Linked DNA regions of Homo sapiens: region 2 is linked to region 1. A link is a contact called in ENCODE Hi-C or POLR2A ChIA-PET data. All regions are on one chromosome and are shown on one strand. The core of a region is the stretch at or near the end of the contact, and the rest is flanking DNA. Distances in the headings are between cores, read along the strand shown. Region 1 has its middle 80 kb from the start of CHASERR. Region 2 overlaps MCTP2 (multiple C2 and transmembrane domain containing 2).

Region 1 (7,035 bases), core at 1,519-4,018:
AAAATTATCTATCTATCTATCTATCTATCTACCTACCTACTTACATACATACACACTAAGATCTACCTACCTGCCTACCTACATACATACACACTAAGAACAGTATTAGAACTAAAACCAGAATTTGAATTGAGGTCTGACTGGCTCCGGATTCCATATCCTCTCATGATTACACATGAAAAACTGTTTTAAACATAAAATGCTCTGCCGGGCGCGGTTGGTCACGCCTGTAATCCCAGCAGTTTGGGAGGCCGAGGCCGGTAGATCACTTGAGGTCAGGAGTTCAAGACCAGCTTGGCCAATATGGTGAAACCCCATCTTTACTAAAACTACAAAAATTAGCTGGGCGTGGTGGCACGTGCCTGTAGTCTCAGCTACTTGGGAGGCTGAGGCAGGAGAATCGCTTAAACCCAGGAGGCAGAGGTTGCAGTGAGCTGAGATAGTGCGACTGCACTGCAGCCTGGGCAACAGAGACTCTGCCTCAAAACAAAAAAGCTCTATAAATTTCAGGTGTTGTTATTAATAATGAAATATTAAATTATTTCTTAGGGCCAGGCACCATGGCTCATGCTTGTAATCCCCACACTTTGGGAGGCCAAGGCAGGAGGATCGCTTGAGCTCAGGAGTCAAGACCAGCCTGGGCAACATAGTAAGACCTCATCTCTAAAAAAAATAAATAAACTATTTCTTAGAAATGTAGTTCCTGTTTAGACCTTTGAACAATGACCATGTCTAGTGGTCTCTCCATAGCACATGATGTATAAAATTGTTCTTATTTTCATTACTAACAGCTACAAAATAACTATAAAGTAGATCATAAATATGCCATATGTAAATATGTATACATAGTGCTTTTATTTTTATGTGGAATCTAAATCAAATATGTGAAGAGCTTCTTGGGTTGGGCATTTATTCTGCCACTTTTTAAGGGGCATTGCAAAGGCAATTCAGGGCTTTGTGACTTTGGACATGTAACTTAACCTCTCAGCGCTTCAGTTTGCTCCTTTGTAAAACAGATTTGTAAAAAGTGCTTGTTCCAGGCTGGGCTTGGTGGCTCACTCCTGTAATCCCAGCACTTTGGGAGGCTGAAGCAGTGGATCGCCTGAGTCCAGGAGTTCGAGACCAGCCTGGGCAACAAGGTGAAATGCCCTCTCTACTAAAATTACAAAAATTAGCTGGGTGTGGTAGCGTGTGCCTGTAATCCCAGCTACTCTGGGGGTGCTGAGGTGGGAGGATCGCTTGAGCCCAGGAGGTCGAGGCTTCAGTGAGCCCAGATGGTGCCATTGCACTCCAGCCTCGGCAACAGAGTGAGACCCAGTGTCAACAAATATATAAGTAAACAAATAAATAAATACATAAAGTACTTGCCTGTAGGCTTGTTGTGAGGTTGGATTGTGTCACGGTATATACCTTATTTGGAATATTGCTTGGCACAGTCATTGTTAGATAAATAAAAAAAATCAAAAGAGATGTAGAAATAGAAGTTTGATGAGAGTTCAGAGGAAAAAGATTTCTTTTTCTTTTTTTCCTGAGGCGGAGTCTTACTCTGATTCCCAGGCTGGAGTGCAGTGGCACGATCTTGGCTCACTGCAACCTCTGTCTCCTTGGTTCAAGCGATTCCAGAGGAGAAAGATGTTAATGTTTGTTTTGTACCTAGAACCTCATCGCTGGATGGGATTGTAAAGATCTGTGACTATTTTACACATTTGTTCTTTTTTTTTTTTTTTTGAGACAGAGTCTTGGTCTGTTGCCCATGCTGGAGTGCAGTGGTGTGATTTCGGCTCACTGCAACCTCTGCCTCCTGGGTTCAAGTGATTCTCCTGCCTCAGCCTCCTGAGTAGCTGGGATTACAGGTGCACGCCACCAAGCCTGGCTAATTTTTGTATTTTTAGTAGAGACGAGGTTTCACTCTGTTGGTCAGGCTGGTCTCGAACTCTGACCTCAGGTGATCTACCTGCCTCGGCCTCCCAAAGTGCTTGGATTACAGGTGTGAGCCACTGCACCTGGCCTCCCATTTATTCTTAGCAGTAACAGTTGGTCCCTGAAATTAGGAAACTGACTCTATTGTGATCTTCCAAGAGCTACATTGTCCAGCCCCTGGGCCTGTACATCCTTATGGAGTGAAGACTGACAGTTTTCCCTTAGGTCAGTGGAGCTACAGTGGCGTGTTGGAGTCAGCTGCTCAGAATGATGATGCACTTTTCTTTCCAACTTTGGTTTCAATGACATCATGTTGGTAGCTTGAAACTGGCCATAGCAGGGGTATTTACACCACAGGAATAGGTAAACACTACATATTAAGGCTTTTCCCCTTGGAGATGCCTTGTTAAATATTTACCAACACTCCACTGCCTGTTACAACACAGCAAAAGCCCCTCTGAGAGAAGGCCAGAGAATGTACCTAACTCCTCCCAGGTTGTCCAGTGTTTCATTGTCCCTGGACTGAAGAGTCCCTCAGTGGCCTTTGCTGAGATATTTCAACACCCTAGTCTCTTAAACTGTAAACAAAGGAGAGTCATGAGTTATTTCTGGGTGAGTCAGTCCAATATTGCACAAGCATTTCTGGGGGTAGTAGAGGGGAGGCAAGAGGGAAACTGGGTAGGCTGGGGAGCTATCTAACTGCCCAAGACACTTGAATCCTAAACAAACGGGAACTAAATGAGAGGTGGGAGGGACATAGTCTTTTCTGACGGGAACTGTCTGTGACTCATTCTCTTTCAGGAGTCAGAAACTCCAAAACCTGTGGGAGTGGGGAGGGGCGAGCAGTGCGGTTTTTAGAGAGGTGTGGAGTTATTATAGGGACTCTTAAAATTCTTCTCCCTTGCTCAGTGTGGTGACTCATACCGGTAATCCCAGCACTTTGGAAGGCAGAGGCAGGAGGTTTGCTTGAGCCTAGAAGTTCAAGACCAGCCTGGGCAATGTAGCAAGACCCCAACTGTATAAAAAATAAAAATAATTAGCCAGACATAGTGGTGCATGCCTGTAGTCCCAGCTACTTGGGAAGCTTAAAAATCTACCTCCATTTAACCTGGTAGATTTGGGGATGTGTGTGGTGGGCTGAATAATGGTCTCCCAGTGATATCCCAATATGTGGAAACTGAATGTTACTTTATCTGGCAAAAACAACAAAAACCAAAACACAGGCAGGGCAAGGTGGCTCACACCTGCAATCCCAGTGAGACTCTGTCTCAAAGAAAAAAAAAAACAAAAAAACAAAACCCCAACAACTAGGGCTTTGCAAATGTGCAGGTGTGTAAGTTAAAGATCTTACTTTTAAAACAATTTTATTTTAGGGTGTGGTGGCTCACACCTGTAATCCCAGCACTTTGAGAGGCCGAGGTGGGCAGATCACCTGAGGCTGGGAGTTCGAGACCAGCCTGACCAGCATGGAGAAACCTTGTCTCTACTAAAAATACAACAAAGTTAGCCGGGTGTGGTGGCTCATGCCTGTAATCCCAGCTACTTGGAAGGCTGAGGCAGGAGAATCACTAGAACCCAGGAGGCGGAGGTTGTGGTGAGCCAGGATCGTGCCATAGCACTCCAGCCTGGGCAGCAAGAGCGAAACTCCGTCTCAAAAAAAAAAAAATTATTTTATTTTATTTTATTTTGAGATGGAGTCTTGCTTTGTAGCCCAGGCTGAAGTGCAGTGACATGATCTCGGCTCACTACGCCCAGCTTAATTTAAGGATCTTGATGCCGGGCACGATGGCTCACGCCTGTAATCCCAGCACTTTGGGAGGCCGAGGCAGGTGGATCACTTGAAGTCAGGAGTTCAAGACCAGCCTGGCCAACATGGTGAAACCCCACCTCTACTAAAAATTCAAAAATTAGCCGGGCATGGTGGCACATGCCTGTGGTCCCAGCTACTTAGGAGGCTGAGGCAGGAGAATCACTTGAGCCCGGGAGGCGGAGGATGCAGTGAGCCAAGACTGCGCCACTGCACTCCAGCCTGGGAAACAGAGCGAGACTCCATCTCAAAAAAAAAAAAATATCTTGAGATGGGGAGATGATTTTGGATGATCAGGGTGGGCCTTAAGTGTTATCACATGTATCTTCCTAAGAGGGAGGCAGAGGAAGGCTTGTCTACACACACCAGAGAATTTCTGCCACAGAGACTGGAGTGAAGTATCATCCATGAAGCAAGGAACTCCAAGGACTGCCACCAACACCAGAAGAAAAAGCCATGGAACAGAGGGTCTCCTCTGGAGGCTTCAGAAAGAGCATGGCCCCAGCCGGGCATGTTGGCACATGCCTGTAATCCCAGCACTCTGGGAGGCCAAGGTGGGTGGATAATTTTGAGCTCAAGAGTTCAAGATCAGCATGGGCAACATAGCAAAACTACATCTCTACTAAAAATACAAAAAGATTAGTTGGGCTTGGTGGCACATGCCTGTGGTCCCAGCTATTCTGGAGGCTGAGGTGGGAGAATTGCTTGAGCCTGGGAGGAGGAGGTTCCAGTGAGCCGAGATTGCGCAACTGCACTCTAGCCTGGGTGACAAAGCCAGACCCTGTCTCAAAAAAAAAAAAAAAAAAAAAGAACAAAAAAGGAAATGAGAAAACCTAGACAGAAAAGATGGAATAGCTCATTCAACCTCACAGAGCTGGTATAGAGAAGCAGGATTTGAACACTGATCACTAAGTAGAGAGATGACTAGGTAACCCCAACTGATAGGATTAGTAAGGACATTTTCTGGAGAAGAGATCCTTATAAGGCATTCAGAAGAGCAAATGGAATTTCTAGGGGAAATGCTGGGAAGCCCATTCCAGGCAGTGAGCTACTGCATGAGAAACGGCAAAAACACGTCTGTGGGAGAAAGCTGAGTGCAGCAGGGTGTGGCCTGTTGTTTGGTGTGGCTGGAAGATAGGGGAGAAGGGCCAGAGACAAGGCAGAAAAGGACAGTAGGGGCCTGTGCCCCGAAAGCTGGGGCAGGGACTCCTCTCAACCAAGGTGCTCCAGGGTCCCCTTCAGCAGCCTGGAAGAAGGAGCCAGGGAACCTTGGAGGCCTGGCCACAGCAGTGCAGGGTGATGGTGCCATTGAGTAGGACCTGTGTCTTCCTGCATTTATCTCCCCAGCATTCCTGTGGCTTTCATGCCTTGGAGTTGGTTTGCCTGCCAGAAGGGAAGTTCTCGCAGCTGTCGGCTCTTAAATCCAAGGAATTGGCTGGGCGTGGTGGTTCGCGCCTGTAATCACAGCATTTTGGGAGGCTGAGGTGAGTGGATCATGAGGTCAGGAGATCAAGACCATTCTGGCCAACATGGTGAAACCCTGTCTCTACTAAAAATACAACAATTAGCTGGGCGTGGCGGCGCATGCCTGTAGTCCCAGCTACTCGGGAGGCTGAAGCAGGAGAATTGCTTGAATCCAAGAGGCAGAGGCTGCAGTGAGCCAAGATCGTGCCAGTGCACTCCAGCCTGGGCGACAAAGCAAGACTCCATCTCAAAAAAAAAAAAAAAAAAATTCCAAGGATTTGTGCGAAGCTTCCAATTAGTCATCAGCAATTTTCAACCTTTATAAGATGAAAAAAATTTTAGAAGCTTATATATTACAGTAAACCTAGGGAGGAACTGGATTTTAGTGCATCTTCTACCTTGGAGGGCAGTAGGGCAAATGAAAATATTATAAGTGGGAAGAGACTAAGGCAACGTCTTCACTAAAACAACTGTTTGGGGCCGGGTACGGTGGTTCATGCCTGTAATCCCAGCATTTTGGGAGGCCGAGGCAGGAAGATCACCTGAGGTCAGGAGTTTGAGACCATCCTGGCCAACATATGAAACCCTGTCTCTACTAAAAACACAAAAATTAGCTGGGCGTGGTGGCGGGCGCCTATAGTCCGAGCTACTCGGGAGGCTGAGGCAGAAGAATCACTTGAACCTAGGAGGCAGAGGTTGCAGTGAGCCAAGATCACGCCACTGCACTGTAGACTGGGTGACAGAACTAGACTCTGTCTCAAAAATAAATAAATAAACAAATAAAACGAAAAAACAAAGAAACAAAAAACTGGATTGCTTAAGCCTGGGAGATCCAGTCTGCAGTGAGCCATGATCACACCATTGCAAGCCTGGGCAACAGAGATGCCCACTGATCACTAAGTAGAGAGATGACCAAGCCTGGGCAACAGAGATCCTGTCTCAAAACAAAAACAAAAATAAAAACAAAAACAAAAAAACCAAAATACAACAAAAAACTTCCCCCAAAACCCAAAAAATGGAAAAAACTTCTCGATATGCTGGGTGTGGTGGCTCACACCTGTAATCTCAGCACTTTGGGAGGGTGAGACAGGAGGATCACTTGAGCCCAGGGGTTTGAGACTAGCGTGGGCAACATAGCAAGACCCCCTGTCTACCAAAAATGAAAAAAAAAATTGGCTGGGTGTGGTGGTGCACACCTGTAGCCCCACCTACTTGGGAGGCTGAGGAGGGAGGATCACTTGAGCCCAGGAGGTCAGGGCTGCAGTGAGCCATGTTTGCACTACTGCACTCCAGCCTGGGTGATAGAGCAAGATGCTAACTAAAAAAACCCCAAAACCATAAAACAAACACAAAACTTTTTGTGATGAAAAAACCCAAACCCTGAAATATACAAAAGTGGAAAATAATGTAATGAACTTCCATGTACCCATCACCCAACTTTAACGATTCTCAACTAATCACCAGTCTTGCTTAATCAATATTCACTCCTGCTGCTGTCCTTACTAGTTATTTCTATTTTGTTTGTTTGTTTTGTTTTTTGAGATGGAGTTTTGCTCTTGTTGCCCAGGCTGGAGTGCTATGGCACGATCTTGGCTCACTGCAACCTCTGCCTCCTGGGTTCAAGTGATTCTGCTGCCTCAGCTTCCCAAGTAGCTGGGATTGCAAGCATCTGCCACCACGCCCAGCTAATTTTGTATTTTTAGTAAAGATGTGGTTTCTCCATGTTGGTTAGGCTGATCTCGATCTCCCGACCTCAGGTGATCCACCCGCCTTGGCCTCCCAAAGTGCTGGGGTCATAGGCGTGAGCCACGGCCCCCTGGCCTGGTATTTCTATTTTTATATGC
Region 2 (6,133 bases), core at 1,964-4,463, 1.5 Mb before region 1:
GTCCAAACAATAACAATAGTTTACAAATGACTGAATCAGGACAGGCGCACTCTTCCCTACAGTAGAGACCTGGGGAAGCCTTTACAAGCGATCATGTCCATCAAAAAGCAGTATCCTTCACCAAATGATCATACAGCAATAACCTGAACAAAAGGGCAACAAGCTTCAAAGTAGAAATAATCATCACAGAGGTTAAACCAACCTTGGGCCAGGTTTGTTTTTGGAGTTCAGAAATTTAAGAATTTAGAGAGTGTATCATATATTACACAATACCCTAAATGGTTTGGAGACAGTATTTCATCATCAAACATATCACAATTCAAACTTAATGGGATATATAACTACTACATAGAACAGAAATAGTTACACAAGAGTCCAAGTCAGAGTTTGCTACCAAACCCTGGTAAGGATTCTTACAAACAAAATCCTTTCCATTTGCAAAAGTTTCTGAATTGTGAATTTTTAGATAAAAGATTTATGAACTAGCAGTTAACAGCTGCAGTAACAGAACAGCAGCAGAAATAGGAGGAGAACATCAATTTCCCCTTCCTGATCACCACTCTGCCCCAGGTGCCAGGCTGTGCACTGTAGCATGTTCTCTTTAAAGGTGAAGAATTTGGAGTTCGATGAGCTTTATTCAGGACCTTTAGCAAACTTTTCTTCCCTTAGCCTCCCTAGGCAGAGTATGAGTACTAATGGTGTGTTTTTATTCAGGTCCTGCAATCCCATGACCTGGACTAGGCTGGGTGGGGTGAAGGGGGTCCCCAGAGTGAACTGAGTGAGCATGGCCCAGGGAGAGTCCAGCATAGCCACAGAGTGTAGGAAGAAAATATTGGAACTTCCATTCACACTGACTTAATGTGTTCTTTTAATCTCTATTTTAGTGTATGCTGAATAATGTATATATATTATCAGCACCATAGTACATGTACATAATTTATAAGTAAATATGTAAACTTATATATTGGGTGTGTCTGCTCAAAAAGTACCTGCTTGATAGGGCGTATGATCAAAAGAATATGCAGAGAACAGTTCTAGAGCATCTGAATAATTAAATCCTTTAACCTGTTGGAAAACAAATAACAAAACTGCAATACCAGGAAAAGAATTTGTTTTCTCCCTTTAGGCAATAACTATTTTCAGAACTGTATCTCTCCTTTTAGAAAGAAGAATCAGGTAATGAACATAATGCAAACCAGACAAGATGAAATAGACAAGATTTTTTTGGTTTTTTGGTTTTTAGTTTTTTAAGGCAAGCGTGATTTAAATAGGGTTTTCGGTAACTACCATTGTCACCTCTACTAAATGGTGTTTCTCTTGGGAAAATTCATTAACTATTAATTTCAATAAAGGATCTCATCTGTCTCAAGTCACTCTTACATTTACAAACTACACCATGCATGCACCACTTCCTTTTTACTTACTCTGGCACATTCAAATAATTTGCATTTTCAGAAGTAGACACAGATGCTTTTTTGTGGACCCAGGTGATGGGGCAGAGGCAGGATAAAAAGATTTGCATGTCCTTTGAGAGAGGAGTCACTCATAATTAGAAAAGAAATTCAAACTCACAATATAGAAATAAATCTGTTTACCATAACCTGGGCTTAGAGAAATCTGGATAACTGAAGCATTCATTTAGTTGTGACATTATTAAGTAACCAAGGAATTAGAAACCCTCCTGGGATTTGAGCACATAAATGTTCAATATGTGGCCAGGCACAGTGGCTCACACCTGTAATCCCAGCACTTTGGGAGGACGAGACAGGCAGGTTACTTGAGGTCAGGGGTTCGAGACCAGCCTGGCCTACATGGTAAAACCTCATCTCTACTAAAAAAAAAAAAAAAAAAAAATGACATGGTGGCAGGTGCTGTACTCAGGAGGCTGACACAAGAGAATTGCTTGAACTCAGGAGATGGAGGTTGCAGTGAGCCCTGAGAAGATCGCACCACTGCACCCCAGCCTGGGCGGCAGAGCATGATTCCATCTTAAAAAAGAAAATGGGCCAGGCACGGTGGCTCACGCCTGTAATCCTGACACTTTGGGAGGCCGAGGAGGGCAGATCACAAGGTTAAGAGTTCAAGACCAGCCTGGCCAACATGGTAAAACCCCGTCTCTACTAAAAATACAAAAATTAGCTGGGCATGGTGGCACACACCTGTAATCCCAGCTACTCAGGAAGCTGAGGCAGGAGAATCGCTCGAACCTAGGAGGCAGAGACTGCATTGGGCCGAGATCATGCCGCTGCACTCCAGCCTGGGTGACAGAGCAAGACTCCGTCTCAAAAAAAAAAAAAAAAAAAAAAAAAAAAAAAAAAACAACAAAGAAAATGACAACAAATATTTTTAAAATGTGATAGTTCTGAAAAAGCCCAAACAATTTTTCTTTGTAATGCTACCAGGGCATTGTAGGGAACATACACCACTGTTACCACACGCAAAATATATGGGAGATAAGGTTGAATTTTGTCTAATCTAGCATCTACCCTCAAAATTCCTCCTTTCAATGGATGCTAGGAATCTGCTTTCAAAGCCTGACTTGGCTTCTTACAAATTCATCAACTCAGTGGTCAAATCAGACAAGGGTCCTGCCTTTGGGAAGCTAGTGTTCCCATGAGGATATATATGTTTGAAGAGGGATGAAGCCATCCCACAGAGGATGAGGGAGCATGTGAGCAGAGACTTAAGTGACAAGAATGAGAAACACTATTTGAGAAAGAGGATTCCAAAAATAGGAATGGATCCATGCAAAGCCCCAAAGCCAGAACATGTTCCTTGCTTCTAACAGCAAAGAGGTCAACAGAGCCAGATCTGCCTGATCTATCAGTGACAGAATAAGATGATGTCAGAGAAGGGATGAGGGCCAGCAAAGACTTGAGGTTTTATTTTAAGTGAATTGGGAAGTCAGGGAGGAGAGGAGGTGAAGGTTGGTCAGAGGATTGATTGATTTGATTTGTCATGGATTTTCAAAGGATCATAGTGTCTGCTGTGTGGAATATGTTCCACGCAGGACGAGTCCAAGGAAGAAGACCAGTGGAAGGAAGGAGAAGTATCAAAGGTTCTTTGATTTATGATTTGTTTCTTCATTTTTAGCTTCCTGGTTATTCAGATTTCAGCATTGCTGGAAATACAAAACTATACACCGTATCTCACATTAACCACTGCCTGTTGGGTCCACTCAGGAAAGAGGAACATGGGCAAGTTGTGCTTCTTTTCAGAAAGGTCCCTTACTTCTCTAAGTCTCTTGCTCACAGAAAAGACCCAATTCTTGTGATGGTCTGCCTTCCTGATACTCACTCATGACATCAAAATAGCCTCTCAATTTAAACAACATCATGCAAAGTTTTGCAGCTATGTACTGAGACTGGCTATCTGAAAGGAGTCCCATATTTTGTAGGAGAACAGCTTAAGGACAAAGTTTAGTATATCATCAATAAAAGTTGTTATTCATCCAACAGACATGGGGAGGAGGGTGGTATATTTTATTCCTACTACAGGTTGAGTATCCCTTATTCAAAATGCTTGGGACCAGAGTATTTCTGATTTCAGATTTTTGTAGATTTTGGAACATTTGCATATACATAATGAGATGTCTTGGGGACAGGACCCAAGTCTAAACACTAAATTAATGTTTCATACACACCTTATATACATAGCCTAAAGGTAATTTTATACAATATTTCAATAATTTTGCACATGAAACAAAGTTTCGGCTGCATTTTGACTGTGACCCATCACACAGGGTCAGGTGTGGAATTTTCCACCTGTGTCATTATGTCTGCACTCAAAAGCTTTTGGATTTTGCAACATTTTGTAGTTCAGGTTTTTGCATTTGGGATTTTCAGCCTACAGATGTCAAGAAAATTCTGAGCACCAAAATGGAGCTGTGAGGAAAAGACAAAAGTTTTTATGCGACATCTGAGTAAATAAAAGTCATCCCTGCTAAAAATCAGATTGTGCTTCATTAACAGAAGTAAGTACAACTGTAAAGTCAACAAAAAAAATTTTCCTAAGAGCATTCCATAGTTGCTAAACAATGTAATAACTCCCTACTGTTGAATGATTTCTTTCATTCCTACCAACTTTCCTAGCTCTACTTCATTTCCCCTGCTTCCTGAGCAAAGATCACTAGGATACTCAATTGTGAAACTGCCTCGGCTTCAGAATAGCACTCAGTACAGAGTTGACCACGGCTTCTGCTGGTCCACCCTTAATGCCACTCAGCATAAGCCCAAAGCCCTCCTCCACTCTCTCCTACCAAATATCCCAGGATTCTTCACGAGATGCAACGTCCCTTCCTTGGCCTACAGGCATGTTTTTAGAGGTCTTTATGTAAATAGGATTTATCACTACTCAAGAAAGGCAAGTATGCATAAAATTAATTATTAAAATACTTATGTCAGTCATAAGTGCTATGACGAAAGTCAAACTGCTAAAAAGTTAATAATCTAGCCATCTATATCTAAATGGTTGCTAATATCATAGATCTCATTTACACAGAATAAAACCCTCTCTCTAGATTTGATACTAGAAACACTACGAAAACTAAAGAGATCTTCCATTCTACATTATATTCCTTCTATAATCAATCTAAACTCTTTCTATATTAGGTCTCTAAAGCACCTGTTAGATCAAGTTGGAAACTTAGCCATCTTCCCTAAAGATGTATTTGAAATCATTTATGCCCCAATTAGATGGGTCATCTCATAAACTAATTGGGGTATAGTTATATGATCAAAGTGTTAAGGACTATTTCTCAAAATTATTAATTGATGTTATCTCCTAAAGTTTGTCTTTAGGAAAAGGAAGAAGAACAGGTCTGATCTTCCAATAGAAAACTTCTAAAAAATTGTGTCTCCATAAATCCCAGCTTTGCCAAGCCCTGTGTCACATTCATTGACCTTTCCCATGCGTAACACATCTTTTAATAAAATGCCAGATAAAAAGAAACACATCTGAAAACTTCAAGCTTTAGAGGAATAATACAATGACATTGTTTAAATTCTAAGCAAATTGACAGTTTGGAAATTCTCTTTTGCGAAGTCATTAGTTTCTAAGTACTCATCAATCATTTAAGGTTGTAATCAATGACAAATTAATGCTTACTCTCATAAGGACAAGTATAAAATTTAAATTCATTTATTCATTCATTCACAGCAAGTATGTCTCCAACTCAGTATTTATCAGAATATAAAATGTGTGTCTTCTTAAGCGTTAGATAGCTGAGTTGCACTGAGCTCAATTTCATCCACATATGAATTGCTGCAAAAAAATCAAACCAGTGGCCACATTTGTGATATTTCCAAATGAAGTGGATAATTTAGGGATATAAATAGTGGCCCTTTGTTTGGCAGTGACTAAGTGCAGGCACTGTCTTCTTGTCCATGAGTTTTCTAATTCCTCACAAATGTTAACAGAGCTGAGTAAAAATACCAATCCTATGTAAGAAGAAATCAAGGGTTATAAACATGAAGCAACTTGTCAGCCAGTATGTATTAGTGCCAGGATTCGAACCAGGTTCTCTCTGACCACAACATCTGTGCTTATACCTTAGGCTAGATTGCCATCCCTACGTAACTGGGATCACCAAATCTCTACTCTGGGCAAAGCAGTCATCATTCTAAAATAAGAATTTAAAAACCTGAAGAGACACTGTATAATAATTATTAGTGCATCACAATGGGAAATGGTAAAGAAAATTACAAAGGCTGATCAGAAAGTGATGCAATTCAAATATGCTAGGAAATAAGAAGCAATAATAAACAGAAGCAATCAAGAATATTCCAATGCTATGACGAAAACATTTGCTGTTGCCAATCAAATATCGAGGTATTCACAGCTTTCTAACATGTCACCCACCACAGTCTCATCCTCTATGTACACATATGTGCAACCTTGATCTATACCATTTGAAATTAGAGTCATTGAAAGTGAAAGTAAACAGTGTGCTCTGGAGCATCAAGGATCATGTAAAAAGCAGATGTGTTTCAACCCACCATTGAGCTATACTACCACCAGATTTTTTTTTTTAAGCTGATGAGAAAACTGTTTCAGTCTCTGGAGTTTAATGGTTACACTTGTGTGATACTGCAGTAGAATTAGGTCTGTCACATGCAACGATGTGAAACTTACA

Evidence for each region. A loop is a pair of places that touch in the nucleus more often than their neighbours do. ChIA-PET counts read pairs that join two places held with the same protein, here RNA polymerase II (POLR2A). Pooled maps may share reads with other maps.
Region 2: a loop to region 1 is called in a map with no recorded cell type, with 2.4 times the contacts of the local background. The contact joins two enhancer-like sites. A Hi-C loop is called at or near these places in 4 of 37 single-sample maps with no recorded cell type and 1 of 50 pooled maps. POLR2A ChIA-PET finds 5 or more read pairs at or near these places in 1 of 52 experiments (OCI-LY7).

The regions. Positions count from the first base shown.
Region 1 is chr15:92,799,629-92,806,663 of GRCh38, reverse strand. No RefSeq gene overlaps it. Among named protein-coding and RNA genes, the nearest start is that of CHASERR, 80 kb to the left of the region's middle. RefSeq lists enhancers at 2,173-2,222, 4,760-5,611. Within about 2 kb of position 2,768, at least 34 of the 41 ENCODE cell types and tissues checked have a DNase peak (open chromatin) inside an H3K27ac peak, as active enhancers do.
Region 2 is chr15:94,253,756-94,259,888 of GRCh38, reverse strand. The region is part of intron 1 of MCTP2 (multiple C2 and transmembrane domain containing 2); the gene reads right to left. Among named protein-coding and RNA genes, the nearest start is that of MCTP2, 25 kb to the right of the region's middle. Within about 2 kb of position 3,213, at least 2 of the 41 ENCODE cell types and tissues checked have a DNase peak (open chromatin) inside an H3K27ac peak, as active enhancers do.